3 separate regions of the Homo sapiens genome follow, and all the other regions are linked to region 3. A link is an interaction called in ENCODE POLR2A ChIA-PET data of the cell type or tissue named here. Cell type or tissue: GM12878. All regions are shown on one strand. Links, peaks and the distances in the headings refer to the core of each region. The heading gives the core; the rest is flanking DNA.

Evidence for each region. Peaks named below come from ENCODE experiments on the same cell type or tissue, not always from the same donor. Only the 100,000 strongest peaks of a DNase experiment are listed, where the experiment ranks them.
Region 1: POLR2A ChIA-PET joins it to region 3 with 5 read pairs; 6 of 35 experiments call an interaction of 5 or more read pairs at or near these places.
Region 2: POLR2A ChIA-PET joins it to region 3 with 5 read pairs; 5 of 35 experiments call an interaction of 5 or more read pairs at or near these places.

The regions. Positions count from the first base shown.
Region 1 is chr12:110,733,425-110,740,994 of GRCh38, forward strand. The region is part of intron 1 of PPP1CC (protein phosphatase 1 catalytic subunit gamma); the gene reads right to left. Among named protein-coding and RNA genes, the nearest start is that of PPP1CC, 5.7 kb to the right of the region's middle. In GM12878, for the core only: no CTCF peak of the experiment used is centred there; no DNase peak of the experiment used is centred there.
Region 2 is chr12:110,743,589-110,754,838 of GRCh38, forward strand. No RefSeq gene overlaps it. Among named protein-coding and RNA genes, the nearest start is that of PPP1CC, 6.3 kb to the left of the region's middle. RefSeq lists an enhancer at 298-882. In GM12878, for the core only: no CTCF peak of the experiment used is centred there; no DNase peak of the experiment used is centred there.
Region 3 is chr12:110,679,431-110,690,680 of GRCh38, forward strand. HVCN1 (hydrogen voltage gated channel 1) reads right to left here and starts at 9,685. Exons shown (of 8, transcript NM_032369.4): 1 at 9,650-9,685; 2 at 9,195-9,278; 3 at 3,795-3,834. The coding sequence starts at 3,815. RefSeq lists enhancers at 7,755-8,583, 9,146-9,195, 10,446-10,495, 10,616-10,725 and silencers at 9,376-9,875, 9,936-10,005. In GM12878, for the core only: no CTCF peak of the experiment used is centred there; no DNase peak of the experiment used is centred there; H3K4me3 peaks cover 1,849 bases; H3K27ac peaks cover 1,966 bases.

The DNA.
Region 1 (7,570 bases), core at 291-2,790, 50 kb after region 3:
AATGCTATTGCAGTTAGTCAATGCCATCAGATGAAATCAATGTTGCTAACAATTTTTTTTTTTGGCTTTGGACGCTCTCCACTGTCACCTTTGAACATAGTTTATATTTGTTTTAACTCCTTTATTCTGTTTCTGTTTGTCCTCTGGGTGGGGACATTCAGAGATCAGTAAAAAGCAAAAGCAATACTAACAACAATTTAAAAATTCTTCTTTTTTGAAGAAGCCTGGTGCCCAGGCTGGAGTGCAGTGGCATGATCATGGCTTACTGCAGCCTCAACCTTCCAGGCTCAAGTGATCCTCTTGCTCTGGCCCCCCAAGTGCCGGGATTACAGGCATGAGCCACTGCACCTGGCCTTAAAAATTACTCTTAATATTAAGATTAGATGCAGCTTTTCCAGAGAAAATAAAGATTTGTATTTAAAGAATGGTGCTTATGAAAAACATCAACAAACATGGTCTGAAAGCTTCTTAAATTCCCTAAAATTAGCAGAAAGAAAAAAGTTATATAAAGATAGAAACTGCCAAAACCATCTTCCATCAGTTATCATACAACTGCTCAGACTTCAGGCCTCTGCTCAGATACCACACTTCACCCTGGAGAAAAGCTTCTCTCATCCATCTCCTCTCCCCTCACAAGCTTGCTGCATGCTTTTTGAAAGGCTCTCTCAACATCAGGTCACTACCCACCACACCCCCTCAACCATGCTTGTATTTGTTTTATACTTGCCAGTTTGCTTCTGCCGGCTCATCTGGACCCACTGGTAGAATGTAAACCCACAGCAGCAGTCCTGCTCTGTAGTGTACACCAGCCATAGCCAGCACACAGCAGGTGCTCAAAATTTGTTGCATGACTGAAATCTGGATAAGTCTTTAAGTAGTGTTGACTGGTGGCATTAGAATTAAACATATATTCCAGACTATATATTTATTTATTTAGAGACGGAGTTTCACTCTTGTTGCCCAGGCTGGAGTGCAATGGCACGATCTCGGCTCACTGCAACCTCCGTCTCCCGGGTTCAAGCAATTATCCTGCCTCAGCCTCCCGAGTACCTGGGATTACAGGCATGCGCCACCACATCCAGCTAATTTTATACTTTTAGTACAGATGGGGTTTCTCCATATTGGTCAGGCTGGTCTCGAACTCCCGACCTCAGGTGATCCACTGCCTCGGCGCCCAAAGTGCCAGGATTACAGGTGTGAGCCACCGTGCCCAGCCCAGACTATATACTTTTGATGAGCAAAAAGCCTGTTTCTGCACTATAAAATTATAAAACAATAGGGCCACTTGCTTACCAGGCTTTACTGGAGTATTTTTCAAAGTATGAAAATCTAGAATTACTCTTAAATTTCACGTTGAATTGTCTAACAGAGATTTCAAATGGGGCTTGGCAGTCCAAGTGAACACTGGAGAGTTCTTAAAAGTTGTCATATCAGGCTGGGCGTGGTGGCTGGTTACTGCGGAGGCTGAGGCAGAAGAATCGCTTGAACCCGGGAGGTGGAGGTTGCAGTGAGCTGAGATCGTGCAACTGCACTCCAGCCTGGGCGACAGAGTGAGACTCCATCTCAAGAAAAAAAAAAAAAAAAAAAAAGTTGCCATATCAGCCAAAAGCATACAAATTCACTTCACTATTTTTTTCTTTCTTTTTTTGAGATGGAGTCTCACTCTGTTGCCAGGCTGGAGTGCAGTGATGCGATCGTGGCTCACTGCAACCTCCACCTCCTGGGTTCAAGTGATTCTCCTGCCTCAGCCTCCCAAGTAGCTGGGATTATAGGCGTGCGCCACCGTGCCTGGCCCACTTCACTATTTTCAATGTCCATCAAACAGAATTATTTACTCGTTGTAGTTAACATTTACTGAGCACTTATCCACTAGGCACTGTACTAAGGGCTTTATATTGCCATTCAATCCTGTCAACGATCCTAGGAAGTCAGGCACTGTCATCTCCCATTTTACAGTGACTTAGTCCAAGGTCACAGAGCTTAAGGACACGAGGCCGCGATGCTACATCTAGTGGTGCATTCTTAATTCCCAATTAAGAATCTGTTCTACATTGAACTTCAAAACCAAAGGAGAAGGTTGGGCACGGTGGCTCATGCCTGTAATCCCAACACTTTGGGAGGCCGAGATGGGTGGATGACCTGAGGTTAGGAGTTCGAGACCAGCCTGGCCAACATGGTGAAACCCCATCTCTACTAAAAATACAAAAATTTGCTGGGCATGGTGGTGCACGCCTGTAACCCCAGCTACACAGGAGGCTGAGGCACGAGAATCACTTGAACCTGGGAGGTGGAAGTTGCAGTGAGCCGAGATTGTGCCACTGCACTCCATCCTGGGCAACAAGAAAGAAACTCCGTCTCGGCCAGGCACGGTGGCTCATGCCAGTAATCCCAGCACTTTAGGAGTCCGAAGCGGGCGGATCACCTGAGGTAAGGAGTTCGAGACCAGCCTGGCCAACATGGTGAAACCCCGTCTCTACTAAAAATACAAAAATTAGCCAGGCGTGGTGGCAGGCACCTGTAATCCCAGCTACTCGGGAGGCTGAGGCAGGAGAATCGCTGGAACCCACGGGGCAGGTTGCAGTGAGCCCAGATCGCATCATCACACTCCAGCCTGGGGAACAAGAATAAGACTTTGTCTCAAAACAAACAAACAAACAAACAAACTCCGTCTCAAAACAAACAAACAAACAACAACAAAAAAGCAACACCAACTTAGACCTAAGGATGTGACTTTTCAGTAGAAGTATTAATATTTCTTTATCTGGCTAGAAAGGGAGATTCAGGAAAACGTATTATTACTGTTAAAAGCGAAGGTTGCTCTGTAGAAATGTATCTGATCTATTTTTCTGGCAAATCACTGACACGAGCAATAATAAAAACTTCCACACATTTTTATTGAAAACAAACTGGTAAAAATTTGAATTATAAAAGAATAGCAGCCAGATGTGGTGGCTTGGGCCTATAATCCCAGCACTTTGGGAGGCCGAGGTGGGAGGATCACTTGAGCTCAGGAGTTAGAGACTAGCCTGGGCAACATGGTGAAATTGAGTCTCTACCAAAAATACAAAATATAGCTGGACATGGTGGCGTGCGCCTGTAGTCCCAGCTACTCGGGAGGCTAAGATGGGAGGATCACTTGAGCCCGGGAGACAGATGCTGCATTGAGCCGAGATCATGCCACTGCACTCCAGCCTGGGCCACAGAGTGAGATCCTGTCTCAAAAAATATAAATAAATAAAATAGCATTGGTGATTATTTACAACACCAGCTCTTTCTCATAAGCAATACTAACTTTTGAAAGTTAGCTGCTGGCAAAAAGCAAAGCAAAGATGGAAACTATGGAAGGAAATTTAAGACAAGTTTGAGATTATTTATAAGGAATAAAAAAGTATTTTCCTTGCCACATAAAGGCCCCTTAATTGTTTAAATAAAAACATATTAAAGAAATAGCATATACTAAAAAAGCCCTAGCTGAATTCTAATGAAGTTTCAGAACCTAAGAAAGGCACAAGTGGTATAAAAATAAGCCAACGAAGATTTTGCTGTTTTAAAATAATCCTGTTAAAAAGTAGGTGATAATTTTAACAATATGCCACATCATATTCATTTCAGTGAAATCAATAGCCTCATGATATTTGACAGATTTAGGAAAATAAGACTCAAACCAAAACAAAAAACAGTAAATACTTCCAACATTAAGCATTCCCATAAACGACTGAGTTCTTTTCTGCAAAAAGTATAAACCACAAAAATGTTATCAAGAATCCTTTGGGCCGGATGCGGTGTCTAACGCCTGTAATCCCAGCACTTTGGGAGGCCAAGGTGGGTGGATCAGCTGAGGTCAGGAGTTTGAGACCAGCCTGGCCAACATGGTAAAACCCCATCTCTACCAAAAATACAAAAATTAGCAGGGCATGGTGGTACATGCCTGTAGTCCCAGCTACTCAACAACTGAGGCTGAGGCAGGAGAAATCGCTTGAACCTGGGTGGTGGAGGCAGCAGTGGGCCGAGATCCTGCCACTGCACTCCAGCCTGGGTGACAAAGAAAGACTCAAAAAAAAAAAAAAAAAAAAAAAAGAAAAGAAAAGAAAAAAGAACCCTTTAAGTTTCTCTGCAAAGTCACCAGCAGAAAGACTTCCATGTTCTGATTATCACAATTGTTTCCACACCCTGCCCTCTCCCATCCTGATTTTCCTAACAGATGGGGTTACACTTCAGGCATTGAGAAGTGACACCAAGGCAGGGAGCTGTGGTTCACGCTTGTAATCCCAGCACTTTGGGAGGCTGAGGTGGGAGGACTGCTTGTGGCCAGGAGTTAAAGAACAGCCTAGGCAACACCCCTGTCTTTAAGAAAAAAAGAAAAAGAAAAAAAAATTAGCCAGGTGTGGTGGTGTGTGCCTATAGATCCGGCTAGCCAAGAGGATGAGGAGGAAGAATCGCTTGAACCCAGGAGTTCAGGTCTCCAGCCTGGGGACAGAGTGAGACCCAGTCTCTAGTAAAAAAAATAAAAGTGACACCATTTTTTTCAAGGCAGATAGGATGTGGCTGCAAAACACTGTCTACTGTTCTCAATAAAGCATCTTGAGTTTTCTACACCTCGAGTAAAGCCAATCCATTAAAAACTTTAATTTTCACAGTCTAAGAACACATTTCGGTAATATACCACTGAGTAGACTACATTTTGAGTTTTCATTTGCTGTAAGCTTTACTGTCGGTGATGACCACTACCTTCTAGAAGAGGGATGACAGTAAACCCCAGTGAAGTGGGGAAGCTGGAGATTTCAGACAAATCACCAAGATCCACAAACACATCATCTGTTCTTGATGCTTTGGATACAGAGGTATGATCTTAAAATATCAAACTCTATCCTGGAATTCCATAAGCTCCATGGAAATGAAATCCTTCCTTCTTGGTCTTGAATGACTTTCCAGTTCTTTATCTACAAAGCGACTGACACCCAGAATATTATCTCCTTCATATTTTAATCTCTCAGGTCAACTAATGGCCTCAATTGTAAATTAAGTTAAATGGTGAAGTCCACATAACATCAATAATTTCCCTGCTTCACCATCAGGAATCCTCACCTAGTCAAGTGGGCTGACTGGTACTGTGATTCTGCACAACAGGTTACAGGTTGTAATAGGACTGTGCTTTCAAAGACATCAAATCACCTCACTAATTTCTACAGCTGACCACTGCTGGGCTACAACTGCATGTCCATTTGCCCAGTTATGAGGAGGAACACCCTAGGCTCAGAATGCAGAGCGCTCCTGTGTGTCACATCCCCCGCAAGCACAACGTCACACACAATTCTGTCAGATTTCACTGCTGCCTCCTGCTACTGACAGGCAAGAGGGCACTGCGGGCACAAGGAGAGTAATCCTTTTTCAATGCTGTGGTTTAAAAAAGGACTCCTGCAAGCTGCAGATCATCTGTCTCCAACAGAGCTTTCCCACCTTGCCTAGGAGGAGAGGAAGTGGGCATATGACCAACATACTGATGGGAAAGGAAGGGCAAGGGCTCACATCAGAGTTCTTATCAATGAGGGAATTAGAAACTGACAACTTGGATGTGAGTGTAAAAATTACCTGCTCTGTAAACAAATAATTACAGGCTGGGCACGGTGGCTCATGCCTGTAATCCCAGCACTTTGGGAGTCTGAGGCGGGCAGACCACTTGAGGTCACGAGTTCAAAACCAGCCTGGCCTCATCTCTACTAAAAATACAAAAACTTGGCCGAGCGTGGTGGTGCATGCCTGTTAATCCCAGCTACTCAGGGGGCTGAGACACCAAAATCGCTTGAACCCGGGAGGCAGAGGTTGCAGTGAGCCAGGATCCCACCACTGCACTCCAGCCTGGGTGACAGAGTGAGACTCTGTCTCCAAAATAAAATAAAAAAATAAATAATTACAGGTGTTCATTAGGAAAGATTACTTTTGTTTTTTTTTTTGGTTAGCATATTAAGAAACCTTCCCCTTTTTAAACCATTATGTTTGTCCTTTATTATCTTTAGGACCAGGGATGGCTAAACACCAGAATATGAACGTTTTATACTGCATCAAAAAGATGAACATATGGGTTATTTAAACAATCTTAGAGTTTCAGAATATCTGAACACTCCCTACCTTCAGAACAACCCTTATGTATCAGAGGATTAAATCTGTAAGCACTTTCTGTGAGCCAGGGCAGAGATCATATTTAAATCACTAAAACAAGTCAGGCAATTCTGCAGAGCCTGACATGGTCTTGCACTTTGACAATGGCCTTCTTCAAAGCAAAGATGCTTCTTGCAAACCAAGATGTGAAGTAAGTTACAACCACCTGCTATGCAAAAAAAATGCTAGCCACCATGGCTCCTTGAAGGAGGTCATTTACAAAGTAAAACTGCCCCAAATCTCACTTGTCTTCAATACATCAGACCAAATCAACAGCTGGCTTATTTTCTCTCAAAATGCCGTTTTACTGTGTAGTTATTTAAATAACTAACATCAGTTATACTAAGGAGTTAACAACCTTAAGTTTTATCATCAGCAAGGCAGAGCTTGGATAAAAGCATCCATGGTGGGTTGCAGAGGTGATGCCTCGCTTACAGAAATACTCAGAGTTCAGAGAAGAAAAGAACTGCAAAGGTTAGTGACTAAGATCTAAACCAACATGCTGTTTTTCTTAAGACTTCACTTTTCAGTTAGCTTTTTAGTACTATTACTCAGCTACTTCTCAACTAGGTTATACTGCTCGCAAGCTTAAAAGATCAATTCTAAACACGTAAAAAAATCTGGCCAAAGTCACAAGTCATATTCCCTCTACTTTCAGATATACTTACATCTTATTTAGGGAAAAAAAAGGTTTTGGGGGCATTATGAAAAGAATAAAATTTAGGCCGGGCACGGTGGCTCATGACTATAACCCCAGCACCTGGGGAGGACGAGGTGCGAGGACTGCTTGAAACCAGGAGTTTGAGAACAGCCTGGGCAACACAGTGAGACTCTCATTTCTATTTTAAATTATTAAATTTAATTTTTTTAAATAAAAAATTGTAAAACAGAATTTATTACCAACATCATTTAACTTAGATATCTACATATCCTCAATGGATCATCTTCAACTGTTTCTCTGCCAATTTAACACCCACGAGAAAAAAAGAAATTTAAGTATACTTTGCAGTTAGCCTATTCCCAAGGCATTAAAATGCACTGCTTTATTAATTTCAGCAAAAAATGAAATATAAGAAAACCTGGTTTTCAAGTGCCACATAACAAGAGGAACTATTAAGAAACAATGATCTCATTTTAGATGTATCATTACTTACCAGGCAAAGTACTTATTACAATTTTAAAGATCAAAATTAACAAAAGCTGTTTATGAATAGAGGCAGTTATGGGCAAACCAGAACTTAAATTAGCAAGCCTTAGATGATCTTAAAATTCTAATGTTTCTAATCCATGCAAATTCCAACTTTTCCTGTTTCCTCAGAGAAATAAAGCCACACATATCCCTGCAGAGATAAGCAGAATTTTAAAATTTAGAAAGAAAATATTTAACAAAAAGTTCCTTTCTTACAGCAAACTA
Region 2 (11,250 bases), core at 4,314-6,813, 64 kb after region 3:
CTTCCCTGAACTCGGAAAGTTATGTAATCATCGGGACGGTTATCCCGATTCTAGCCAGGGCAAAGTTGAACGAGCGCGTGCAGCAGTTAAAAGGGGAATTTGCAGATTTCACGCGTGCAGGCCGGGGGCGGGAAGAGAAGATGCAAGCTGCGCGGGCGGTCCTGGGTTCTGCAGACACCCGAAGAAACTTTGGCCCATTCCTCTCTGGCTTCCCAGCCTCCCCGAGGGCACTCCTATCCAAGGGGCCCCCAAACTGTGCCACCTCCAGGGGCTGCGCGTCGACTTTGGCTGGGTTTGGAAGTACAGCCCACACTCAGCAAACAGATCGGCTCTCTTTCCTGACCTTTCCATGTACGTTGCTTCCTGCAGCGCTTTACATTTTGCAAAGCCCCCTCTCTCCGAGAAATTCATTTTGTTTCCCAAGGCGTGCAGGATGCACGAATCCCCATCTCAGTATGCCACGAGGTAATTGCACCACCCAGGCATCCTCTTCCAAAGCAATGTCCTCAGGGTGCGGGCTCCATGTCCCCTTACTTGGGCCCCCTCGCTACTGGTGCAGGGCCCTTGAGTTTCAGAACTCAGCCTATCGATCCACTTTCCTCAGGCACTAACTCACTTTCCCCTGCTACAGCTCTGTCCACCAGAAGTCACATAAGTGCCATTTGTCAGGCCAAGGCAATGAGCCCAGTTGGTGACATTCGGAGTTGGTGCCCAGCGCTGCTGTGAACATCTGGCTATGGAGGTCAGGGGGGGCTCTTGCTGGAGTCCACAGGACTTTGGGCTACTCCAGGGCAGGGTGCATCATCGGAATGGCATTTAGGGTAGAAATATGAAAGACAGCAATTCATTCAGCAGACAAATATTTATGGAGTACCCACTCTGTGCCAGGCATTGTTCTAGACAGGGAAGCAGGGGTGATCAAGACAGACAAGGCTTTTTTCTATGGAGAGTCATTTAGTCAGTCAGATGGTAAGCAAAGATGCAAATAAAAATATCAGCTTCTGATAAGTGCAGTGGAGAAAAATAAACAAGAAAAAAAATGCTACTGTGTTCATTTCTTAGTATGTGCCAAAAAATGATCTCATTGAATCCCCAAGATAATCCTAGGAATTATGTCCTATTCCTATCATCCCCATTTACAGATGAAGAAAGTGAGGCACAGAGAGGCTAGGGTGGTTGCTGAAGGTCACACAGCCAGGAAGTTACAGAGTCAGGGCTGGAACTCAGGACAGCCTGAAACCACAGCCCTCGTTCATATTCAGTAAAACCCGGCAGTGAACCCCCAGCAGTGTTCACATCCCTGGCACATACTGGGCACATATCAATTTGGAACCCAGTGGAATGACTGAATTGTGTCTCTGCCCACAATACGAGTGCCATAATTTTCCTCATGCAAAATGGCAGGTGTGTTAACCTCTTGCAACATCATCAGGGCTGGAGGAGGACTTCAGACTGAGCTGGGACATGGGGAGAGCCTCTGTCCCCAGGTTGTTTTCTGCTGGGCAACTCCCCTCCAGAGTTCAGTTCTGCTGGCACATGCCTAAGTGATTAGCTGGCTCTGAGCCTGAGCATGGCATAGCTCACCAGGGTGGGCCCTCACAGCTCCCAGGAACCAGCAAATAGCCGGTGGAGGAAAGCACTGATTCCCTATTCGCCTTTTTCTGCCATTATCAGCACCAGTGGCTTTCCAAAGATGAGTTGATATAAGCATCCTGTCAGAAAGGATACAGCCTAATAAATGGAATGTCCCTTCCCCTCTCTAGGCCTCAGTTTGCCTATCTGTCAAATGAGGAGAGTGGATTAAAGTGCACTTTTCAAACTGTCTTTCCTGGCTCTACAGAGCTTTCTTAGGGGCTGCTGAAGATGATGGGGAGCTGATGATTAGAAGAGAGTGGCTGTGGCCAAATATTGGAAACTCAATAGTGTCTCTGAGGATACTTAGGCTTTGAGGGGGGATCCCAGTGCCTAAAGGGACCTGGCTGATAATACGAAAGAATTCAGCCTCTGGGTAGGGACTGGAGCAAACTGAGCCCACGTTTCATCCAAGGGGGCGGCCACTTCTCAGCTCCAGTCCCCTGGGGCCACTTGTGGCCAGATCCTCTGAGTTTTTGGTAAAACTTGAACATATGGATTTTTATGTTAAATGTTCCAATTTTAAAAAGTCGGTCATGAACTCAAAATCTTCTAAAACAGTGTGAGGCAGACAAAGCATATCTGTGGGTTACATTTGGCCCTAGGCCAGCAATTTGGAACTCTGTTCTAGAAGGCTGGGGATGAACTTTATTCTCTCCGTCCTTCCAATTTAATGAGCATTAGGATTGTGGTGAGATGATTGGAAGAAGTGTTGGTGGCTGGGCGCAGTGGCTCACGCACTTTCGGAGGCCGAGGTGGGTGGATCATTTGAGGCCAGGAGTTCGAGACCAGCCTGGACAATATAGTGAAACACCATCTGTACTAAAAATACAAAAAGTAGCTGGGCGTGCTGGTGGGTGCCTGTAATCCCAGCTACTCCAGAAGCTGAGGCATGAGAATCGCTTAAGCCCAGGAGGCGGAGGTTGCAGTGAGCTGAGACCGTGCCACTGCACTCCAGCCTGGGCGACAGAATGAGACTCCGTCTCAAAAAAAAAAAAAAAAGAAAAGAAAGAAGTGTTGAGTGTTGGTGATGAAGTTTGCCTGCAAATCTAGACCTCCCTGGATATTCCAGGGGTTTTATACAAAGGAGGGAACCATGGGGAAAAAATACGGGTGAATGCTCTTTGACAACGTCCACAGTTCTATCTCTGCATCCTGTAGTGTTACCGGCAGACACTTGTATTCTTTTGGGCAACGTTTGTCGAGGCCGTACTGGGTGTCAGGCACTGTGTGAGAAGCTGGGGACATAGCAGTGAATAAGCCAGACTTAGTCCCTGTCCTCATGGAGCTCCCAGTCTAGAGAAAGACACAGAGGGGAACAGATAAACCATTTGAGGAGGATAATTTCAGAGAGTGGCGATTTCGTGAGAAAATTAGAAAGGGTCATGTGACCACATAGGAGGACTCTGAGGATTTGACATTTGAGTCAAGATGTGAAGGATGAAAAAGAGAAAGTCATGGGAAGGATTGGCATAGGGGAAGAATATTCCCAACAGAAGGACCACCAAGTGCAAAGGCCCTGAGGCAGGAACAATCTTCCAGTGTTGGAGGAATGGGAAAAAGGCCAGAGTGGCTAGAGCACAGTGTGAAAGGTAGGAGAAGAGTGTCAGAAGTGGGGGTTGGAAGGCTGGGCGCGGTGGCTCACGCCTGTAATCCTAGCACTTTGGAAGGCCGAGGCAGGCAGATCACTTGAGGTCAGGAGTTTGAGACCAGCCTGGCCAACATGGTCAAACACCGTCTCTGTTAAAAATATGAAATTTAGCCGGGAGTAGTGTCGGGTGACTGTAATCCTAAGCTACTTGGGAGGCTGAGGCAGGAGAATCGTTTGAACCCGGGAGGTGGAGACTACAGTGAGCCGAGATCGCGCCATTGCATTCCAGCCTGGGTGACAGAGAGACTCTATCTCAAAAAAAAAAAAAAAAAAGAAGAAGAAGGTGGGGATTGGAGAAGTGGCCAGAGGCCAGATCACTCAGGGTTTTTGTTTTTTTTTCTCTCTTGTTGCCCAGGCTGGAGTGCAATGGCACGACCTTGGCTCATGTAACCTCTACCTCCCGGGTTCAAGCGGTTCTCCTGCCTCAGCCTCCCAAGTAGCTGGGATTACAGGTGCCTGCCACCATGCCCCGGCTAATTTTTGTATTTTTAGTAGAGACAGGGTTTCACCATGTTGGCCAGGCTAATCTCAAACTCCTGACCTCAGGTGATCTGCCCGCCTCGGCCCACTCAGGGTCTTTTAAACCACAAGAAGACGTTCGGATTTTATTCTAAGCTTAATGGGAAGTCACTGCAGGGTTTTAGGTAGAGGAGTAACATGATCTTATTTCACTTTTTTTTTTAGAGACAGGGTCTTGCCCTGTTGCTCAGGCTAAACTACAGTGGTGATATCATGGCTCACTGCAGCCTTGACCTCCTAGGCCCAAGTGATTCTCTCGCCTCAGCCTTCCAGGTAACTGGGACTACAGGTGCACACCACCACACCCAGCTAATTTTTAAGTTTTTTGTGGAGACAGTGGTCTTGCTATGTTGCCCAGGCTGGTCTTGAGCTCCTGGGCTCAAGCGGTTTGCCCGCCTCCTCCTCCCAAAGTGCTGGGATTATAGGCATGAGCCACTGTGCCCAGCCTGACTTCATGACTTCATGTTTTTGTTGTTTTTTTTTTTTTTGAGACGGAGTCTCACTTTGCTGCCCAGGCTGAAGTGCAGTGGCATGATCTCGGCTCACTGCAACCTCTGCCTCCTGGATTCAAGCAATTCTCCTGCCTCAGCCTCCCTAGTAGCTGGCATTACAGGAATGCACCACAACACCCAGCTAATTTTTTGTATTTTTAGTAGAGACGAGGTTTCACCATGTTGGCCAGGCTGGTCTTGAACTCCTGACCTCAAGTGATCCACCCGTCTCGGCCTCCCAAAGTGCTGGGATTACAGGCGTGAGCCACCGCCCCCAGCCTCATGTTTTTTTTAAATAAGCTTTTTATTTTGGAATAGTTTTAGGTTTACTGAAATGTAGCAAAGATGGTACAAAGAGTTCCCATATGCCTTTAGGTTTCCCCTTAATGTTAACATCAACAGCCAAGGCATTGCTCATAATTATTTCCTAACACCTAAATCATAAAGAAATGGTGGATCAGGCTGGGCGTGGTGGCTCATGCCTGTAATCCCAGCACTTTGGGAAGCTGAGATGGGCGGATCGCTTGAACTCAGGAGTTTGAGAACAGCCTGGGCAACATGGCAATACCCTGTCTCTACAAAAAATACAAAAAATTAGCCGGGCTTGGTGGTGTGCACCTATAACTCCCAGCTACTCAGGAGGCTGAGGCAGAAGAATTGCTTGAGCCCCGGAGGTTGAGGCTGCAGTGAGCTGTGACTGTGCCATTGCATTCCAGCTGGGGCGACAGAGTGAGACCCTGTCTCCCCCACAAAAAAATGATGGATCATAAAATATCACATCACATATAACCCAGAGAGCATCTTCTTCAAAATAAGGTCTGATTGTGTGTATGTGTTTTGAAAGATCGGGTTTTGTTTTGTTTTGTTTCTGAGATGGAGTTTCGCTCTTGTCGTCCAGGCTGGAGTGCAATGGCGCGATCTCATCTCACTGCAACCTCCGCCTCCCAGGTTCAAGCGATTCTCCTGCCTCAGCCTCCCAAGTAGCTGGGATTACAGGCATGTGCCACCACGCACAGCAAATTTTGTATTTTTAGTAGAGACGGGGCTTCTACATGTTGATCAGGCTGGTCTCGAACTCCTGACCTCAAGTGATCCACCCACCTTGGCCTCCCAAAGTGCTAGGATTATAGGTGTGAACCACCGAGCCTGGCCAAGATCAGGTTTTACTATGGTGCCCAGGCTGGACACGAACTCCTGGACAGTTACTTCCTACCCAAGTAACTGGGACTATAGGTGCACACCTCCATGCTTAGCTCTGATTGCATTTTTTTTTTTTTTGAGACAGAGTCTTACTCTGTCACCCAGGCTGAAGTGCAATGGCATGATCTCGGCTCACTGCAACCTCCACCTCCCGGGTTCAAGCGATTCTCCCACCTCAGCCTCCCGAGCAGCTGGGATTACAGGCACCTGCCATCATGCCTGGCTAATGTTGGCCTGGCTGGTCTCGAACTCCTGACCTCAGGTGATCCTCCCACCTCGGCCTCCCAAAGTGCTGGGATTACAGGCGTGAACCACCGCGCACAGCCTACATTTTTAAAAGATTTCTTTGGTTTCCGTGAGGAGAATGGACTGTAGGTGAGAAGGAGAGGAAGCTATGAGACTAGAGAGCAGGCTGTTGAAAAATGTGGCTTTAGCCGGGAGCGGTGGCTCATGCCTGTAATCCCAGCACTTTGGGAGGCTGATGCAGGCGGATCACTTGAGGTCAGGAGTTCGAGGCCAGCCTGGCCAACATGGCGAAACTCATCTCTACATCTAATACAAAAATTAGGCGGGCATGGTGGTGGGTGCCTGTAATCCCAGCTACTCCAGAGGCTGAGGCAGGAGAATCTCTTGAACTCAGGAGACGGAGGTTGCAGTGAGCCAAGATTTCAGCACTGCACTCCAGCCTGGGTGACAGAGTGAAATTGTGTAATATATATATGTGTGTGTGTGTATATATATATATACACACATGTATATATGTATGTGTATATATGTGTATATATACACATACATACATATATATGTACATATATACACATATACACACATCTGTATGTATACACATACACACACATCTGTATGTATGTATACACATATATACATATATGTATATATGTATAAAATATAAAGTATACACATGTATAAAGTAAATGTCCATTTTATATATTTATATATATAAATATATGTATTTATGTTTATAAATGTATATATATTTATATTTATAAACGTATATATACTTATAAATGTATATATATTTATACTTATAAATGTATATATATTTATACTTGTAAATGTATATATATTTATACTTGTAAATGTATATATTTATACTTGTAAATGTATATATATTTATACTTGTAAATGTATATATGTGTGTGCGTGTGTGTGTGTGTGTATACATATATTATATATATATGGTGGCTTTACTGATTAGTCTTAGTTTTCTAATCTGCAAAATGGGGACATTATTACCCATCTCAGAATGTGATCGTGAGAATGTATCTTCCAATGTACTTAGGGTGCTAACAGGAATAATGATGACAATAACAGTGATAATAGCTGGCATTTATTGAGTGTTTTCTGTGTGCCAATCTCTATGCTCATGGCCTTTCATGCATGCTCATTTTATTTTATTTTTGAAACGAAGTCTTACTCTGTCACCCAGGGTAGAATGCAGTGGCATGATCTCCGTTCACTGCAACCTCTGCCTCCTGGGTTCAAGCGATTCTCCTGCCTCACCCTCCAGAGTATAGAGTAGCTGGGAGGACAAGCATGCACCACCACACCTGGCTAATATTTTTGTAGGCTGGTCTTGAACTCCTGACCTCAGGTGATCCACCTGCCTCGGCCTCCCAAAATTCTGGGATTACAGGCATGAGCCACCATGCCTGCCCTAATTTTTCTGATTTTTTTTTTTTTTTGTAGAGATAGGGTCTCGCTATGTTGCCCAGGCTGATGTTGAACTCCTGGGCTCAAGCGATCCTCCTGTCTCAGCCTCCCAAAGTGCTGGGATTACAGGCTTGAGCCATTGCGCCCTGCATGCATGCTCATTTTAATCTTCACACTATTTTAGGAGTTAGGTTTCGCCAAGGGAAATAATTTATAACCCAGCTGGGGAGGGCCAGAGCCAGGATTTAAACCCAGGGAATCTGATGTCACACTTCTTCCTCCAAACACAGAAGTTATGTTCTTAGGGATCAGGGAGAGCAGATTCTTTGGGATGTTCCCAGGAGCCTTCTTGGAGCAGGGGGATTTAGATGGGCTGTTCAAAACCTCTTGCACCAGCCTTGGCCTTCACAGAGCCTTCATTGTCGTTGGGTGTGTCTTTCTTTGAGAAGGCCCCAAATACACTTTCATCTGGAATTATCCAACAGTGAAACTAGGATGATTATCGCCTTGCTAAATGTTCCTTAGCATCACAAAATGACTCACTCTGTGGTCGGGAAAGAAACAAGCTATCCCAGCATCTGGAGGGTGGATCGCACTGCCATTTGGAACAAAGTCTGGCAAAGGGAGGCTCACTTTAGAGCAGGGATTGTTGACCTGGGCGCTATTGACGTTTTGGGCTAGATCGTTCTCTGTCGAGCGGGTTCTGTCCTGTGTACTACATGGTGTTTAGCGGCATCCCTGATTTCTACCCACCAGATACAAGTAGCATGCCCCTCTTCTCCAATCATGACAATAAAAGATGTCTTCTGGCCAGTGTGGTGGCTCACACCTGTAATTCCAGCATTTTGGGAGGCCAAGGTGAGAGGATTGCTTCAAGCCCAGGAGTTTGAGACTAGCCTGAACAATGTAGTGAGACCCCATTCCTTAAAAAACATGTTTTGGCTGGGCACGGTGGCTCACGCCTGTAATCGCAGCGCTTTGGGAGTCCAAGGCAGGTGGATCCCTGAGGTCAGGAGTTCGAAACCAGCCTGGCCAACATGGTGAAACCCCATCTCTACTAGAAATACAAAAATTAGCTGGGTGTGGTGGTGGACGCCTGTAGTCCCAGCTACTCAGAAGGCTGAGGCAGGAGAATCACTTGAACCTGAGAGGTGGAGGCTGCAGTGAGCTGAGACAGCACCACTGCACTCCAGCCTGGGTGACAGAGTGAGACTCCATCTCAAAAAAAAAAAAAAAAGAAAAAGAAAAAAACATTGTAATGAACTATTTAGAACTTGGAGCGAAGTATAGATTGGTAATGAAAAAAATGCAATGAACTATTTAAAGCTTAAAGTACTTGCATATAGATACCCCTCTTCACACTCCAGAGATTCCAAATGTTAACATTTGGCCATATTTGACTTAGTTTTTTTTCTTTATTTTTTTTTTAGGTAAGAAAGGAAATGAAGTATTATGGTTGACACTTTTTTTTTTTTTTTTTTTTTTGAGACGGAGTCTTGCTCTGTCGCCCAGGCTGTAGTGCAATGGTGCGATCTTGGCTCACTGTAACCTCCACCTCCCAGGTTCAAGCGATTCTCCTGCCTCAGCCGCCCAAGTAGTTGGGATTACAGGTGCCCACCACACCTGGCTAATTTTTGTATTTTTAGTAGAGACTGGGTTTCGCCATGTTGGTCAGGCTGGTCTTAAACTCCTGACCTCAAGTAATCCACCCACCTTGGCCTCCCAAAGTGCTGGGATTACAGGCGTGAGCCACCATGCCCAGTCTACTCTCTTTGAATCCCATCTCCATCCTATTCGCTTCCCCTTTCCTTCCCCAGAGGTAGCACCAGGCAGCCTAATATTGTTGTGTAGGTGACTATGTTTTCACTAGGTTACAACATCTAATAAACAAACTAACAGTCAACAAGGAAGAAAACCAACAGCCTTAACCCTCAGGGGCAGGTGGAATGAGTTTTCATAAAGCCAGATTTATTTCGTTTAAAAGACCGGCTTTGCTTCTGAGAGCAGGACATTCTGACTTTATTTATATTAAAATGTCCTTCCAAGTAAGAAAGGTGGTAATAGTGAGAGATAGCTATTTTTTAAATGTCCCATTTGGCAAAAAAAAAAAAAAAAAAAAAAAAAATCCAATCATAGGATGACGGAGAAATAACTTGCAGCATGTTTAGGCGGTGATGGAAAGGAAGGAAACTGAGCTACGTGTATCAACATGGATTCATCTCAAAGCTAATATCAATGAAGCAAAAGCCAGCTGGGGGAAGCATTTGGGCTGGATGATGCTACTTACATAAAAGTTTAAAATGGGAAAACAATGTCACATATTTAGGGCAGGGTTTTCAAACTTTTTGGGGGCCGCAATGTGCTTTAAGAAAGATATTTTAGGCGGGGCATGGTGGCTCATGCCTGTAACCCCAGCATTTTGGGAGGCCAAGGCAGGCAGATCATTTGAGGTCAGGAGTTTGATACCAGCCTGGCCAACATGGTGAAAACTGTCTCTATGAAAAATACAAAAAATTAGCTGGCACACACCTGTAATCCCAGCTACTCAGGAAGCTGAGGCAGGAGAATTGCTGGAACCTGGGAGACAGAGGTTGTGGTGAGCCAAGATCCTGGCCACTGCACTCCAGCGTAGGTGACAAAGCTAGACTCTGTCTCAAAAAAAAAAGAAAGGAAAAAAAAAGATTTTAGGCTGGGCACGGTGGCTCATACTTGTAATCCCAGCACTTTGGGAGGCCGAGATGGGAGAATGGCTTGAGGCCAGGAATTTGAGACAGGCTGGTCACAATAGTGAGATTCCATCCCTATTTTTTAAAAAAATAATATGGACCAGGCACGGTGGCTCACGCCTGTAATCCCAGCACTTTGAGAGGCCAAGGTGGGCAGATCACTTGAGGTCAGGAGTTTGAGACCAGCCTGGCCAATATGGTGAAACCCTGTCTCTGCTAAAAAGACAAAAATTAGCTGGGCATGGTGGGCGCCTGTAATCCCAACTATTCGGGAGGCTGAGGCAGGAGAATCTAAAAAAAGACACCTATTTGGAGCCCGGCAACATAGTGAAACCCTGTCTCTAAAAAAAAAAAAAAAAAAAAAAAAATTTGGCTAAAAGTAGTGGCCCACACCTGTAGTCCTAACTACTCAGGAGGCTGAGGCAGGAGGCCTTGAGCCCAGGATGTGGAGGCTGCAGTGAGCTGTGATTGTGCCACTGCACTCCAGCGTGGGCAACTGAGACCCTGTCTCAAACAACAACAACAACAACAAAAAGAATATGTCCATCCATTCACCTGTTGGCAGGCATTTGGGTTATTTCCAGTGTTTGTATTATCTATCATTTTAATGCCTGAGATAGTTTATCAAGAAATAAATATACTGTTTGAGATGGTTTCCAAAAAGAAAAGAAACAAAAAAGCAAAGGGAAAAGAAAACACAAAAAACAAACAAACAAAATAAACACATCCTGTTATAACCCCCCCAACACACACACATTATTCTGGCAATTTTCCTGGTGTCCAATCCTCAAGTCAAGTCTTCCTTGCCAGCACTCTGGAAAACTACTGAAAGCTGTTCACAGCGGAAGTTGATGATCGGCCACTGGGCAGAGAAACCAGTGGTCCCCAGAGACCATCTAAGTTTCTGCACTGACCCGGCCTTTTCTCCTAGGAAATATTGATCAAAATAAAGGGGCTACTGGCTTGACTTAGAAAGCTGTCTTTAGACAGCTGGAACTGGAACATCTAGCCTTCCAGTTCCCTTGCTGGGCATCTAAGCCCCACATTGATGATTTCTGGAATAAGTGCTTTCCACCATCCCTTCCATCTGCCCACATACTGGCCTGCACCCAACCCTGCAGGGAAGCTCCATCCAGATTTTAGGGCCCTCCAGAGCCAAGAATAGGCTTCCAGGGCCTGCTCAGGGCAAATTGTCTTTTCTGCTTATGTGTGTTCAAACTTCTTCTTCCTTCTTCCTCCTTGCCTTCTCCTCCTCCTCCTCCTCTTCTTCTTCTTCTTTGCAAGTTCTCTCTGTATTGCCCAGGCTGGAGTATAGTGGTATGATCTTGGTTCACTGCAGCCTCAACCTCCTGGGCTCAAG
Region 3 (11,250 bases), core at 4,208-6,707:
AGAGCCAGCAGCTCCCATGTCTTAAATGCAGGCTCGAGCCAGGCACCCGGCTAAGTGTTTTCCGCACGCAATCTTGTTTAACCCTCACCTCAACTCTGTGAGGTAGTGTGATCGTTCCCATTTTACAAAAGAGGAAAACTGGGCCGGGCGCGGTGGCTCACGCCTGTAATCCCAGCACTTTGGGAGGCCGAGGCGGGTGGATCATGAGGTCAGGAGATCGAGACCATCCTGGCTAACAAGGTGAAACCCCATCTCTACTAAAAATACAAAAAATTAGCTGGGCGCGGTGGCGGGCGCCTGTAGTCCCAGCTACTCGGGAGGCTGAGGCAGGAGAATGGCGTGAACCCGGGAAGCGGAGCTTGCAGTGAGCCGAGATTGCGCCACTGCAGTCCGCAGTCCGGCCTGGGCGACAGAGCGAGACTCCGTCTCAAAAAAAAAAAAAAAAGAGGAAAACTGAAGCTTTGGGAGGTGGCAGGGGGCAGAGAGGGGCTCTGAGGAGGGCCGATGAGGCTATCTCAGCAGAACTGCAAGCCAGGTCTGCACCATGGCTACAAAACCCCACCAGTTTCTCTCCTAACACAGCTGTTTTCCTCTCAGAAACGAGGAGAGCTGACACTCAAAAAGCTCTAAAAGCAATCTCATTAAGACAACTTTTTTCCAAAACACAATTAATTCCATAAGGGCAGATCATGAAAAGGAACATGTTCTTCAAACCAGTAAGAGGCTTATTTGCCACAAGCGGTCCTGGCTCTTTCCCCAGCCCCCCAGCAATGTCCTCCTGACAACACCCTCTCAGGCTAGCTTCTGTGTGATGACAAACAGGCTCCAGGCTCCAGGTTCCAGGCCCTGGGAGTTCCCCAAGGTGTGTCCCTGGTTGTGCATTGCAATCCCTACTTCCCTTGCTGTCTCTGTGCCCTGGTATGGGCTTCTGACAAGGTCCTCAGCCACCAACTCATTCCTTCAACCCCCAGCCTCATTTGGAACCCCCAGACTCAAATGCATACCCCCAGCTTGACCTGCTGCCATTTACCCCATGAACAGACCTATAGCCTTGATCTATTTATTACTATTGTGAAAAAAGGAACAAAAGAAAGGGAAATAAATTCATAACAATCCCTGCACACCAAACTTATGTATCATCTACCCATCTACCTCTTTCTCTCCCACCTGTCTTTATCTTTTACAATTATAATCAAAGACAGTGGGCCAGGTGCGGTGGCTCATGCCTGTAATTCTAGCACTTTGGGAGGCTGAGGCAGGTGGATCACTTGAGGCCAGGAGTTCGAGACCAGCCTGGCCAATATGGAGAAACCCTGTCTCTACCAAAACTACAAAACAAAACAAAAAAAACTAGCTGGAGATGGTGGCGCACACCTGTAATTCCAGTTACTAGGGTGGCTGAGGCCCAAGAACCATTTGAACCCAGGAGACGGAGGTTGAAGTGAGCCGAGATTGCACCACTGCACTCTAGCCTGGAAGACAGAACCAGGCCCTGTCTCAAAAAAACAAAACAAAAAAAGGCAGCAGACAATTTTCTATCTTATTTTTTACCACTATATGCGTCAGATTCGCACCTGTTCAGAGGCCAGGAAACTTACCAAGGAGTCAAATGATCTCATTATTGCATTTTGCATGTTTTTAAACCATTTTGGATGGTTTTTAATCCAATTCTAAGACCACGTTTTCTCACATTTTAATGTCTCTGAAATCTGGCTGGGCCTGACAATTGATCGGTTTCAGCCTGTGTTACTTTTTATCACAGTAAATGGCAGCACATGGTTTTGCTTTTTTTCTTCATAGTACATAAAATAAGGTGCACGCATAGTGTTGTCTCATGTGCTAAGAAACATGGTGCCATAAATTGTACTTTTTCTTTTTTATGGGTTCTTTTCCCATAAGTGAGATGACCAGGCTTGAATATGGATATTTTCAAGATTCTTGATACACATGGTCAAATTTTGTGTCTAGAACAGTGGCATGGGTTGACCCAGTCCCCCGTGATATGTATGAGTGAGCTGGTTTCATCACAGTCTAATCAGCATTAAGCATTTCCGAATGTTCTTTTTGGTTTGCCTAATTTAATAGGGAACTACAAATGAAGGAAAAGCATGAACAGTTCCCACTTAACCTTTCTTCCATGCTGACTCTCTTATGAAGGATACCTGGAGCTCCTGGGGCTCCTAACTCTTACAGTTACCAGGGTCATCAATTTGATGAAATACACAATCACCATCATCATCATCATCATCCCGTGGTCATTCTGACCCTCACATTTGCTTCTCAGACTCTGCCCCACTCACCCCTGCTGCTGCCCTGAGCTTCCTGCTCTGCCCTCGCCAGCTTGGCCTGGCTAGGCCCCCAGAACCTCAAGATGAACAGCTGATGTGAAAGTCAACACTTCCTTTCTACCTTGCCCCCAATCTTCACAACCAATGCCCCCCAAATCCAACAAACCTGCACCTCACATATCAAAGACACAGTCTATTTCCTACTCGAGATGGCCATAAGGTACAGGAGGAAAGCATTTCCTCTGGAGTCAGGCCAGGTTGAAATCCCAATTTCTGTTTTTTTTTGGAGACGGAGTTTTGCTCTTGTCACCCAGGATGGAGTGCAATGGTGCGATCTTGGCTCACTGCAACCTCTGCCTCCCAAGTTCAAGCGATTCTCCTGCCTTATCCTCCTAAGCAGCTGGGATTAGAGGTGTGTGTCAGGATGCCTGGCTAATTTTTGTACTATTAGTAGAGATGGGGTTTCACCATGTTGGCCAGGCTGGTCTCAAACTCCTGACTTCAGGTGATCCACCTGCCTCGGCCTCCCAAAATGCTGGAATTACAGGCGTGAGCCACCGTGCCTTTGCCTCCTAAGTTCAAGCAATTCTCCTGCCTCAGCCTCCCTAGTAGCTGGGATTACAGGCGCATGTCACCACGCCTGGCTAATTTTTGTATTTTTGTAGAGATAGGGTTTTGCCATGTTGACCAGGCTCATCTTGAACTCCTGACCTCAAGTGACTTGCCCACCTTGGCCTCCCAAAGTGCTGGGATTACAGGCATGAGCCACCACACCTGGCCTAAAATCCCATTTCTGCCACTTTCTAGCTGTGTGATCTTCAGAAGTGACTTTACTTCTCTGTGCCCAAGCCCTGTATGGGCTCAGTACTTGCCTAACATTCTGAGACCACTGTATTATCAAATCTTCCCGACAATCCTGCAAGGGCAGGGGTGGTAAATAATCTTTTCACTATTTTCCAGATAAGGAAACTGAGGCTCAGGGAATTGAAGGGCACACAGTTATTTTGTGCCTAAGGACACATAGTTATTAACATGCACTGTTCGAGACCAGCCTGACCCACATGCAGAAACCCCATCTCTACTAAAAATACAAAGTTAGCCAGGTGTGGTGGTGCATGCCTGTAATCCCAGCTACTTGGGAGGCTGAGGCAGGAAAATCGCTTGAACCCTGGGGGGCAGAAGTTCTGGTGAGCTGAGATTGCACCATTGCACTCCAGCCTGGGAAACAAGAGTGAAACTCCATCTCAAAAAAAAAAAAACAAAAAAAACCGCACATAGTTATTAACATACAGGGCTGGGATTCAAATGGTCTGATGTGGAATATCAGGCTACTTGGAGGTTTTGTGAAGTCCTTTTACAGCTTTTCATCATTTTGATTTTAAATATTTCAGTATAGTGGAAACACCTGAACAGGGAGTTCTCCCTCTCCTGTTTGAAACACCAAACAGAATTATCCTCTCAAGGCTGGGATATCCTCTAATGCTGCAAGACCACAGAATCCATTACCTTTTCGTCCCAGGTGGCCATGTCCCTGTTGCCTCTGGATCTGAAAAATAAAAAGACATTTGTCCAGATCTATCATCTTGCTGCCATCTGCCTTGGTATGTGCTCTGTAATCCTTTCTTACAAATTAGTTTTAAGTTAGTTTAGTTTTAACTGTGCCCGAAATTAGTGTAAAGTACAAAGTATATGTAGGAGGGCATACATCCTGGATATAGAGCCAAATGAACTGAAACAGGGACTCAAACAAATACTTATTTGTACACGAAAGTTCATAGGCTTTCACAGCATTATTCTTAAAAGCCAAAAGGTGGAAACGACCCGCTTGTCCATCAATGGATGAATGGATCAACAAAATGGGTCTGTCCACACAATGGAACGTTATTTGGCCATAAAAAGAAATGAAGGGGGCCAGGTGTGGTGGCTCACACTTGTAATCCCAGCACTTTTGGGAGGCCAAGGTGGGTGGATCACCTGAGGTCAGGAGTTTGAGACCAGCCTGGCCAACATGGTGAAAACCCGTCTCTACTAAAAATACAAAAATTAGCTGGGCATGGTGGTGGGGACCTGTAATCCCAGCTACTTCGGAGGCTGAGGCAGGAGAATCGCTTGAACCCAGGAGGCAGAGGTTGCAGTAAGCCGAGATCGTGCCACTGCACTCCAGCCTGGGCAACAGAACAAGACTCTATCTAAAAAAAAAAAAAAAAGGAAAAAAAAAAAGAGAGAGAAATAAAGTATTGATACTTATTACAATGTAGATGAACCTCAAAGATACCATGCTAAGTGAAAAAAGCCAGACATAAAATGTCACATATTGTATGATTCCATTGATATGAAATGTCCGGAACAGGATATGAAATGTCCAGAACAAGCAGATTGGTGGTTGCCAGGGGCTGGGGACAGGGAAGGATGGGGAGTGACTGCTTAATGGATTAGGGGGTTTCCTTTTGGGATGATGCAAATGTTCTGTGCAGCTAACAAGGTATTTTTTAAAAAGCAAAATGATATATTATTAATTTTAATACAAAGAAAAACAGTGAAAATGTTCTGATAGAGGTGAAGGCCGCACACTGTGAAATGTACTTAAATGCCACTGAATTATTCACTTTAAAATGGTTAGCTTTACATTATGTGAATTTCACTCCAATTGAAAAAAGACAGACATTACAGTGTTGGGGTTGCTCTGAAAAACAGTAAAACCTTCTGAACACCCACCACCAGCTATATCAGTGAATGCACCTCTGAGCAGCAGGAGCTGCTAGTGCTGTTGAGTATTCACATATGGACGTGGAAAGACGCCAGCCACAGAGCAAACAGAGGAGTCACATTACGGCAGAGTCTACAGGATGACCCCATCTAAGTCAAAAGAAATACAGATGCTTTTTTTTGGTCCGTAAGGATCACTCTTCGCAGTGGTTATCTTTGGAAGAAAAGGGAGTGATCTGGGTGTGGGGCTTTCCTTCTCTGCTTCTGGGAGGCGTGAACTTTTACAATGAGTAGGTGTTACTTTAAAACGTTATTTTTAACATAGGTGATCTATGCATGTAGTAAAAAGTTTAAATTATACAAAAAGATATTCTATGACAAGTCAGTCTCCCCTCTACCCATTATCCTTCCCAGAAGTGGTCGCTCTGACCCTCTGACCAGTTTCCTACGTCGCCTTCTGGAGTATTCTATGCCCTCACAAGCACATGAGTAGATACTCTCCCCCAACCTTTTATTTTATTTTTTTTGTAAACAAATGTGAACCCACATACTGCTGTGAACCTTATTTCCCTTCAGGGTGTGGTAGGCAAAATAATGCTCCCCTTCAAAGATGCACATACCCTAATCCTTGAACTTGTATATTACTTTACATAGCAAAAAGGATTTTGCAGACATGATTAAGTTGCAGCTCTCAAGATGGAGGGAATGATTTTGGATTATCCTAGTGGACCCAATGTCATCAGAGGGGTCTTTGATAAGTGGAGGCAGGAGAAAGAAGAGATTGTGAGGACAGAAGCAGAGGCTGGAGTCAGAAAGATCTGAAGATTCAGTGCTTTAAAGATGGAGGATGGGGCCTCAATCCAAGGCATGTGGGCCCCTCTAGAAGTTGGGAAGGCAAGCAAACAGATTCTCCCCCAGAGCCTGCAGCAGCAACACAGCCCTGCCCATACCTTGACTCGAGCCCACTGAGACCGATTGTGGACTTTTGACTTCCAGAACTGTAGCATAATAAATGTGTGTTATCTTAAGCTGCCAAGCTTGTGGCCATTTGTTACAGCAGCCACAGAAGACTAACACAGTATCTCAGAGGTGGTTCTATGCCAGTGTGTCCTGTATGAAGTGCACGCCTTGTCATGGCTGCACATGAGTCCCCTGTAGGAATGTGTTTAATCCTACTAGTGATGGACATTTACGGTTGTTTCCAATCTCCTCCCACCCCAGCGCTTCCATAAATAACCCTGCACACCCTTTTTTTTTTGTTGTTGTTGTTTTGTTTTGTTTTGGAGTTGGGGTCTCACTCTGTCACCCTGGCTAGAATGCAGTGGTGCGATCAGAGCTCACTGCAGCCTCAAGATCCTGGACTCAAGCGATCCTCCCACCTCAACCTCCCGAGTAGCTGGGACTATAGGCACACACTACCAAGTCCAGCTAATTTTTGTAGAAAGGGGGGTCTCACTATGTTATCCAGGCTGGTCTCAAACTCCTGAGTTCAAGTGATCCTCCTGCCTCAGCCTCCCATGGTGTTAGTATAATAGGCATGAGCCATTGCACCTGATCCCTCTATGTAACTTCTATAATTTTTTTTTTCCCCTGAGACAGAGTCTCGTTCTGTTGCCTAGGCTGGAATGCAGTGGTATGATCTCGGCTCACTGCAACCTCTGTCTCCCAGGTTCAAGCGATTCTCCTGCTTCAGCCTCCTGAGTAGCTGGGATTATAAGTGCCCACCACCACGCCCAGCTAAAATTTTTTTTTGTATTTTTAGTAGAGACGGGGTTTTGCCACGTTAGCCAGGCTGGTCTCAGACTCCTGACCTCAAGTGATCCGTTGCCTCAGCCTCCTAAAGTGCTGGAATTACAGGCATGAGCCACCGTGCCTGGCCTAATTCTAAAAAATTATTTTGAAATAAACTTTCAAGAAAACTTTAAAGAGGTTCTTTCTCTCCCCACAGTTACATGCTGAGGGTGCAAGGGACTCTTAGACTTTCTCGCTGGTTGACTGGCAGAGCAACTTCTGGACCCAGCAGAGTTCAGCTTTGCATGTCCCTATACCAGCCCCCTGGGATTCTCAACCTGCTCTCACGAGAGGGGCTCAAGTGGAACCATCACCACAAGAGGAGGTGAAGGGAAAAATTAAGGTGCCCTGGAGATTTCCTACCTTTGCAAGACAGGAGCTAGAACTAGCACACACGCAGAGGAACACTCAGCTTCAGCAATTCAAGCAACAGAAACTTTAAAACTACCATGCCCTTCTCCATTAAACTAGCCAAAACAAATAAAAAGGATAAAAACCAATGCTTGCAGAGCTGCAGAGAAATGTGCACACATTCCTGGGGATGATTTTTCTAAATAGCTACCTGGTCACAAGAGGTAAGTGCTTCCAAAATGATCCCACCCTTGACTTGCACACCTTGGTTAGGAAACTGTATCTCCAAGAAGCCATTTGATAGCCAAAAACATGCACAATATGGACAATGATATTTATAGCTAAGTTGAATAGTATGGCTAAAACCTGGAAGTGGCCCTCAACCCCCAAGCCCTACTTTAGGGAAAAGCTGAGGAAGGCAGTGGGCTCTTGGGAGGGATAATTCTGAAGTCTATGTAGAAACGGGAGAAAAAATGCTGTCAAGCAGTGAGAAGAAAAATAGGCTGATGGCTGACACATTGCCTGCAACTGTACAAAACTATCTGAGCCATTCCTAGGTGCCAGGCACTGATTTCCCAGGTTCTGGGAAATCCAAGGTGAAGAGGAAAGGGCAAGATCACGATCCTGGTAGACTGACATGTTACCTGGGGAGACAAACAAGGAAGCAAGGAAATATACAAGACAGACCACACCCCCCCCCCCCAGCTAAGCACTGGGAAGCCAGCCAGCCAGAGTAAGGGGCCAGGGAGCAGGCGGGGTCTCCTTAAGTGGGGTGGTCAGGGACAACTCGACATTTATGGTGTGCCCTGAATTACAAGGGAGTATGTCACAGATTGCAGAGAAGAGCATTCCCGGGAAAAGGAAGAACACGTGTGCTGTGCACAGCCCCTGAGAGAGCGGAGTACTTAGGAGGTGGCGGCTGGGGACAGCAGTGGACAGGACAGTGGCCAGAGAGAAAAATTGAGAATAATCACACAGGGCCTGATCATGGAGAGGGCTTGGCAGGCGATGCTGGGGATTTGGATGGAAGTGAGGGGTCCAGCGTGATGAGGCGGCAAGAGATGCTGGCGGCCTGGTCTCAGGGTGGAAGTAGGGGGTGGAGGGGTGGCCGGATTCAGGATATGCTTTGGGTTAGAACTTGTCGCTAGCCTAGACTGTGGGGAAGGGACGAGGAGCGGGGTGGTGGATGACAGCTCCCAGGGCCCAAGCCCCAATGACTAGCAAAGGATCAAGTCTGGGGACAAGAACACTCTGGCTTTCTCCTTCTTGCTAAACCTGTGTCGGGGAGGGCAGGGGCCACAGAGCAGCTCTGGACCTTGTGCAAGCCTCAGCCCAGAGATTTTCAAAACCCTGCCCTTATCAGCCTTTCCCTCTGGGGAGTCAGCCAGAGAAGTTGCCACCCCCTCACCTTGGTCTTACTCAAGCAGCTCCTAGTTGCTGGTGGGGCTGTCCGGAAATCCTGCAGATCTCAGATAGCCCTGAACAACCTGAAGTTAAAGGTGCCCAGGACAGAGAAGTACTCTCAGAGGGGCAGGACGGAGGGTGGAGGAAGCACTGGAACCATGAACTTTTGGTAGTAACCTGGTGCCAGGGGCTAAGCCTGTACACCAAGCATCTTATATCATCTTCTCAGCAATCCTGCGAGGTAGGTACATGCTTAACCTCATGGGACAGATGCGGAAACTGAGGCAGAGACAGGCCAAGTCACGAAGCTGAGCCTGCAAGATCCCCCACACCCAGCACTGGTAAAAGTGGTGGGGGCAATGTTGGAGGGAGTTCCACTGAGGAACTGCTCTCCCCTCTCTGTCTTGGCGTTTACCCTGGCCCCAATCACTCTTGTTCCTCAGCATCTCTGTCTCCAACAGGTGGGTGCTTTTAAAGTGTTTCTAGGGAAGAGTTTGCTTCCCCGGGGCTCCTCCTTCAGGGATGGCTGGGCCTGCTCATTGCAGCCTTCTCCCGGGACATCCAGCACTGCCTCTGCCCCTGCTTCTCTCCTACAATCTCCCGGGAGGGCAGCGGGGCAGGGACGATGCATCCGAGGACTTAGGGGACACAGACCTGGTTGTGAGTTCTGGCTCTGCCTCCTTTGGCTGTGTGACCCAAGGCAAGGGGCTTGGCCTCTCTGCGTCTTGGTTTCTTCACCTGTTAAGAGGGAGACGACGATGGTCACCTGTGGCTGCTGCGCGGAGTGTGAAGAACTGAAGGCACCTGGCCCAGGGCGGCGCGCACCACCAACTCTCCGGGATCGGGGGGTCACTAGGGCCAGCGTCTCCCGCGTTCCCCTCCCCTGGACTCCAGTCCCTGCCGAGGGGAAGCACTGCCCGCCCGCGCCGGGACACGCCAGAGCCGAGGGCAACCGAGGGCTGGGGTCCTGCTGGGGCTCCACGGCGAGGCCTGGACAGCGGAGATGCGGGGGGGGGTCCCCTCTTCTCGGAAGGATCGGGCACTGGGGGTCTTGTAGAAAGGGCTGCACGCCAAACGGGGTACGCCCCCCGCCCGGCCCGAGCACTTACCCGGCGCCCCACCCGCCCGCGGTCACCGCTGCGACTGGGAGCCTCAGAGCAGGTCCGGCCCAGCCCGTCCCGCCCCGTACCGTACCAGGCCCCGCCCCCGCCCGGGCCGCCCCCGCCCCCGTCCCCGCCCCCACAGCCCGCAGACCCCCAACGGTCGGCGGGCTTCTAGGCCTCGGCCCGGGTCTTAGTCCCCTTGTCCCTGCCTGTGGTCAGTCCACCCGTTCGTCCCTACCTCCCTCACCCCGGCTGCCTCCCGCCCCGCAGGGTGGGCCTGTCCTGGGCCTCCCGCAGTTACAAAGGTCCCGCCCGTGGGAGCGAATCGCGGATCACAAAAATCCTGCCCCGGGCCAGCCTAAGGGAAGGGTGGGCGGGGGAACCACTTCCTTCCTCCGCCGGCTGGAGCGGGGCGAATCCACCCCGCCAACCCCTTTCGGGGAGCTTCTGCTCCATCCCACCGTCTCCGGGCCACCCCTGCCTCTGGGTCTCCTGATTCCTTGGCCTCGTCCCCTGCACAGTTTCTGCCATGCAGGGGTGGAGGGTGGGCAGCACGCTCTGACGAATGAGCAACCTCTCAGCCCTCAGAACTTCCCTTGGTCGAGGGCTCTGAGGCTGCTCATGGGATGGTACTGGCAAGAGGGAGCCTTACCGCGTGCAGCCCCTGCCTGTCCTGGGCCGCCTTGCTCCGGGCCAACTCGTACGGCCCCGCAGGCGCAGGCCCAGCTCTGAAGTCCCTCCCCTGTGGGCCCTCCCAGCACCCTGTTCACACAGTCGAATCAGTTCTGTTAGCTTCTGTCTTCCCCCAGAGACCATTTGTCCCAAACATCCTGCAAAGCCGTCTTCTGCACACCTCTCCCTTCCGGTTGAGTCGGGGCTGTGGGGAGAGGCTCACCTCCTTGGGGTTGTGTTAGTTTCCTCATGCCGCTGTTAACAGATCACCACAAACCTAGTGGCTTAACACAAATGTGTTATCTTACAGCCCTGGAGGCCAGAAGTCTCAGATGGGTCCTACAGGGCCAGAATCAAGGTGTGGGTGGGGCTGTGCCTTCTGGAGGCGCCAGGGTAGTGTGTTCCTTGCTTTTCCCGGCTGGAGAGGTGCCTGTGATCCTTGGCTGTCTCAATCCGACCTCTGCCTCCATGGTCACAGCGTCTTCTCCCTTCTAAGGAGCCCTGTGATTATATGGGATCCACCTGGATAATCCAGGCTAATCTCTCCAGCTCAGGATCCTTCACATAGCCACATGTGCAAAGTCCCCTTTGCCACTTAAGGCAACATACAGGTTTGGAGGGGTTAGGATGTGGATATCTTGGTAGGGGGGTGCATTCTTCTGCCTCCCATAGGGGTATTGTCTGCTTCAACTGACTCGGCTTTCCCCAATTCTGCTGGGCAGCTGGCTTTCTTTTCTTTTTTCTTTTTTTTGGAACGGAGTCTCACTGTCGTCCAGCCTGGAGTGCAGTGGTGCGATCTTGGCTTACTGCAACCTCCGCCTCCTGGGTTCAAGCAATTCTCCTGCCTCAAGCCTCCCGAGTAGCTATGATTACAGGCCAGCATCACCATGCCTGACTAATTTTTGTATTTTTAGTAGAGACGGGGTTTTACCATG